Regions from separate parts of the Homo sapiens genome. Here region 2 is linked to region 1. Evidence: chromatin loops called from intact Hi-C (ENCODE). Cell type or tissue: heart right ventricle. All regions are shown on one strand. Links, peaks and the distances in the headings refer to the core of each region. The heading gives the core; the rest is flanking DNA.

Region 1 (2,921 bases), core at 274-2,773:
CCTTCTCTCTCCCCATCCCAGCCCATCTTTACTCTGTTCTCATACCTGACAGAGACAAAAACCCAATTAGATAAATTAACTTTTCATTTTCTAATACAAAAATTAGCCGGGCGTGGTGGCGTGTCTGTAATCCCAGCCACTTGGGAAGCTGAGGCAGGAGAATCGCTTGAACCCAGGAGGTGGAGGTTGCAGTGAGCTGAAATGTCTCCACTGCACTTCAACCTAGGTGACAGTGAGTAAGACTCCTTCTCAAAAAAAAATTTTTTGGCTGGGCATGGTGGCTCACTCCTGTAATCCCAGCACTTCGGGAGGCCAAGTCGGGCAGATCACAAGGTCAGGAGATCAAGACCATCCTGGTCAACATGGTGAAACCCTGTCTCTACTAAAATACAAAAAATTAGCCAGGTGTGGTGGCGCGCACCTATAGTCCCAGCTACTCAGGAGGCAGGGGAATCACTTGAACCCGGGAGGCGGAGGTTGCAGGGAGTGGAGATCGTGCCACTGCAGTCCAGCCTGGAGACAGAGCAAGACTCTGTCTCGAAACAAAAAAAAAAACTTTTATTTTCTTACTGCTCATGTTGCCTTTAGGTAGTCACCTAATCAAAAAGTAAAAACGAAGCTATCACTTAGAAATTCATCTCCTCTCATTTTACATACAGTGGAATGACATGAACTCAGTCCACATTAACAGGCATTCTCAAATTCTACCATGGGAAAAAATACTGGTTGAGGAGTCAGAAAATATGGGCTATTTAATAGATTATCTCTCATCGATGGAACATGGGCCTTTACTTCTCTGTCCCTAAACTGAAATGACAGGGCTTAACCTGGTGGTGTCTAAAGTCTTCCAATTCTGAAAATGCCCTGGCCACAGAAGGTATCAATTTTCTAGTTGGGGGCGCTGTGTGTTTATTTGTTTGTGTGTTTATAACTCTCTGTATTTTCCCTGGCAAGAGAAAGGGTGTTCTACAACCATTTATTCATGATTAATGATGTGGCTTGTGAACTTGAACCAGAGACTGTTCACCAGAAGCTTTTAGTTTGAAAAATTCCTGACTGTGGCCAAAACCAATGCTATGAAACAAAAGAAATGAGACAGTGCCTGCCTGCAGCCCACTGACCTGCAGCCCCAGGCGGAGCTCAGGCCGAGACCCCGAGAAAAGGGAACAGCTGGGGCCTGCTGGGACAGCACACACGGCCTCTCACCAGCTCATGCTGCACCCGATCTGAGGCTACCCAGCAGCAGTTTGGCTGCCCCCCAACCAGATTATAAATTCCTCAAGGGCAAAGAACACATCCTTTATATTTTTCCTGTATCCATATGGTGCAGAAAAAAAAAATAAAAGATTTTTGGGCTGGCATCCCAGCCAGAAACTGAAGAATGTTATCCATCCCCCACCCCCACAAGCCTCCTCCTCCCTTAAAATCACAAGAGGAAGACATTCAGGAATAGCTTTTGAGAAATGCCTCCCTCCTTCCGGCCTAAGAAGATATGTAAGTAGTTCATGTTCTCCCACACTGGAAGGGGAGACTCAAGCCCGTTGATGCATTAAATGAGACATTCCTGAATCAGAAGGATCATAGGTCAGCTCAAGCATTCGGTTGTGTTTGCAGCTCATTTCAGTAAGGCTGATTAACAGAAGAGCCAGACCCTTGTTCTGGCACCAGCTGTGTGGCCGGAACCTCTGTGACTAGAGACACCCCAGCCGGAATCAACAGGCCCGACCTGGACACGTGCATCGCGGCAGCAAGGTTAGCCAGTGTCAGCTCAGCCAAAGAATTTCTGGTTGTGCTGACTGAGAGGGTACACTCAGAACTTTGGACATGAAAGGATTCACTGAGGGATGAAAACACGGTATAGCATACCTAAGTATCCTCAGATTTTAATTTTGTCCCCTCTATAGCACATTTCAATGAGTAACACACAGCTAGGTGAATTACTGGTCACTCACTAAGCAATTGTTAAATTATTCTAGCTTCCTTTAATGAGAACAGAAACAAAGTTGCCACATACACACTAGTTCTGCTTTGTGATTTATTGTTGCCCATTGCCATCGTCATCATCATTGTTATCATTACTAAAGTAATATACACTTAGTGTAAAAAGAAAAAAATGCCAACGGTGTACAAGGAGATAAAGTTAAAGTTTCTGTTTTCATATTCTCTTCTAATCTTTCCCCCATCTCAACTTGACCCTCTCTGAATTGTTTCCTAAAACTACTAGAAGATTTACAAAAACTTCTAAAAATGTGCCATATATCACATACATGTAAATATGCATAGAAAAATATTACAGACATAAATGCATATAAACACAAACATATTCATGCACATACCTATGTATATATACAGTTTTTTCCCACAAATTGATCAGAGTACACTGTCTGGGACATAATGTTTTCACTTAGTATATATCTGACATTCATAGGAAAGCAAATAAATCTATGTATTCTTTACAATGACTTCATAGTATTCTATTATAAAGCTAAGACATAATCTATTCTGTGGGGGGTTTTTTTGTTTTGGTTTTGGTTTTTTGGGTTTTTTTGCACCATCTTTTCTCTGGAGTCCATGTTTCTAATAGTTTATTCCTTCCGAATTTATTTAAGCTCAGTTTCCAATGCATGGAGCTGACTGTTCTAGTTGTTCCTGCCACCACTGTTGCTATTTACGGGTTATATTTTTGTATATTCCATCTGTCTTTGTCTCTTTGCCTGTACAGTTCATACATTGCTTTATACTGCTGAAAGAGCCCCTCCTTGCTATCCTCCGAGGGAAACTCACACCTCCTCTGATTGTCTCTCGCACTTTATACACTGCATCTACCTGTGCTGAGCTCCGGTTCCAGGCAAGCACATTGTCTCCCAGGCCTTGCTGACCCATAGTGCTCCCTTCCTGTGGCACTCCCAGTCTGGATTCTC
Region 2 (2,921 bases), core at 188-2,687, 270 kb before region 1:
GCACAAAAATGATCCAGGTGAATGATACTAACAATAAGAGTGCTACCTGAGATGTCCCTGACATATTTCCTCCCCGAAGTACAAAATGTTCTTCTAGCTATTGGCTCATTTGTCCTTTCAAAAGAGACAGATACTACTATGCTATTATTAGTAGTAGAGAAGCGTAAAGCTTTAAGCCACAGTTATCAGCAGAGAAGGTAAGCCAAAATAAGAAAAGGCCTAGCATCTAACTTTAAAATTGCCACACATTGAAGACAAAAATTGTGTTTTCTCCTTCTTTTGAAAATCCTCAGTTGCACAGTGGAAAAATCAATAAATACAATAAATTAAACGAACATTGTCATGTACTTTGCAGTTTGCCATGGCCACCTCTATGCTGCCATTTCTAATCCTCAACACTACTATGGGCAAGGGTATTTTTATCTCCATTTTCTAGATGAAATTGAGGCTCAGAGAGGTGAATTTACAACTAAGATTGTGGAACTAGTAAGTGGTGAAGCCAAGACTCAAATGATCTTCTGACTCTAAATCCAGTTCTTTTGTTGCTACACTTCTGACTAGCAGTTGATAAGAGGGTATTTTATCCATATTTCAAATCAGACAGAAACTCACAGTGCTTCATATTGTTGCATAGGGTAAGAGGAAGATGAAAAATAATTCACCCAAACTATTAAGACTTTAGGCTCAACTGGGAAACATGAAAACAGCTATCTCAACAAGATCTGGTTTTATCTGAAAATGAATATATATATATATACGTAATCATCAGATGTAATAAACCCTGAAAAAACCTTTGAGTTTCTCATCGGCTCAGGAGTGGTCAGTCTGACTCCTAGAAAAAGAAGTGAAGCTGTTCCTATGGCTATAGCAAGAAGTGTAAATCAGGTATGAGTATGATTTAACTACATAATTTAAGCGGAGGCCTACCACCAAAATGCGGACTATTAATTATGTTAGAAACGAGCAGGTTCAGCTTGGCTTGCTATTCCAGAGGGTTAAAGGAAAGGCAAGTTTTAGCATTAGTATCATTAAAGCCATAAAGAAAAGGGGTAAGGGTAAGTAGATACTATCCAGGTGATGGACTTTCAGGATGGACTTATAACTACAGAGCTGTGATAGGACCTAGGAGCACCAGACACTGAGTTAGAGAGGGCGAGCCACACCTCTACTCAGGCGAGAATCAGAATAATGCTGATGACCATCCACTGGGCACCTTCCAAAGCCAGGCCTGGTCCTAGACTTTTAATGCACATTACCTCCTTTCAAAACCCTCACAACGGCCCTGGAAGGAATTATCCCATTTTGCAGCTGAGAAAACAGGTTCAAAGTGGTTAAGCAAGTAAGTAGCAGAGCTGACGAATTTCGGCTTAAGACTGGGCCTCTTCCTCGGCACACCTCTCTGATGAGGTGAGGTTAGGGTTGTTCTATTGCAGAAAAATAACACAGCAGCTGAAAAGTTCAGGGATGAAGCGGGGCAGTCAGCAGAAAGAGAAAGGACACAAGAAACCTGCCCCTCCTCCCTGCTGCCTCATCTCCTTGGTCACAAACAAGCTCTCTTTCTCCTCCTCCCTCTCCCCCAGTCATGAGGGAGATCAGAACAGAGGGGAGAAGTAAAGGAGGTCTGTCAAGACCCTGCCCTGGCCCCCACTAAGAGCCACTATTCAAGTCTGGCCAGATGAACTGTGACTTGCTCCAGGGTCACAGATTTCCAGGGGGCCTCCTTGGCATTCATCCCTAAAAACCTTGCAATTGGGCCTCTCAGGCTTCCAGGGACATGTGGAATGGATTATGTTTCTAATCATAACACTGTCCAAGCTGTCTTCAAATAAGGAACTTGTGAGAGAAACAACCCAAATTAGGAAACCAACGTAGGCACGGCAGGAGTGGCCTTCAACCTCTCCCACACGCTGCCAACATTCTTCTCCTCTTGCCTGATACTGTCATTTAAGCATCCTGCTAACTGACAGAATTTTTCACAAGGCAATCTCTGTTTTTGGAGAACTTGTACCAGGTTTATTTATAATTGTCCTATTTCCAAGCATCAAATTTGTTATTTTCGCTGCTGCTTTTATTATTGGGAAACACTCTCCCCTCACCCAAAGACTCTGGTCCTCTTGAATTTTATTTTCTAGAAAAATCACCAGGCTCCTGAGTCTCAGAATCTCTTACTGAATAATTAGCAGAGTCACCATCAGCTCTGCGGGATTCATAGTGGGTATTTATGCATGCTCACTCTTCACTATCGCCTCTGACTGCAGCTCCAAATCTTTGAATTTGGGATATGAATGATCTGAATGATCCTCCTCCCAGCGGTATCTCATGCACATTCCGTCGTCAACTAGAGACCTGCCTCAGATCCTGCTAGGTGCCTCAAACCCCAAGCTTTACCCTAGTTCCTAATTTATCTCCCACAGCTAAGGTATCTCTTTAACAAAATAAAGACATTTGAGTCAACAATAATAAACAGCCTGGGCTGGGCACAGTGGCGCATGCCTGTAATCCCAGCACTTTGAGAGGCTGGGGTGAATTGCTTGAGCTCAGGAGTTCCAGACCAGCCCAGGCAACATGGCAAACCCTGTCTCAACAAAAAATGCAAAGATTAGCCAGGCGTAGTGGTGAGCATCTGTAGTCCCAGCTACTTCAGAGGTTGAGGTGAGAGGATCACTGGAGCCTGGGAGGTCAAGGCTGCAGTGAGCCGAAATCGTTCCACTGCACTCCAGCCTAGGCAACAGACAAAATTAGAACCATAATTATGATAAACACCTGCCCCCATAGGGCAGGTACTATCATTTTAATTTTCCAGTTAAGGAAACTGAGGCACAGAGCAATTAGCTTGTTAAAGATCCCACAGCTAGTAAAATAGTCAGATTTTGAACTATAATAATCATCACTGGTACACAGATTCTCTCTCTCTCTCTCTC

The links. Peaks named below come from ENCODE experiments on the same cell type or tissue, not always from the same donor. Only the 100,000 strongest peaks of a DNase experiment are listed, where the experiment ranks them.
Region 2: it touches region 1 in a loop (2.1-fold over the local background); 9 of 110 quality-filtered maps call a loop at or near these places.

Annotation. Positions count from the first base shown.
Region 1 is chr3:177,515,065-177,517,985 of GRCh38, reverse strand. The region is part of intron 1 of LINC00578 (long intergenic non-protein coding RNA 578); the gene reads right to left. Among named protein-coding and RNA genes, the nearest start is that of LINC00578, 75 kb to the right of the region's middle. RefSeq lists an enhancer at 677-1,441. In heart right ventricle, for the core only: no CTCF peak of the experiment used is centred there; a DNase peak (open chromatin) is centred at 1,705; H3K27ac peaks cover 2,128 bases.
Region 2 is chr3:177,780,714-177,783,634 of GRCh38, reverse strand. No RefSeq gene overlaps it. Among named protein-coding and RNA genes, the nearest start is that of LINC02015, 35 kb to the left of the region's middle. In heart right ventricle, for the core only: no CTCF peak of the experiment used is centred there; a DNase peak (open chromatin) is centred at 1,654; H3K27ac peaks cover 2,500 bases.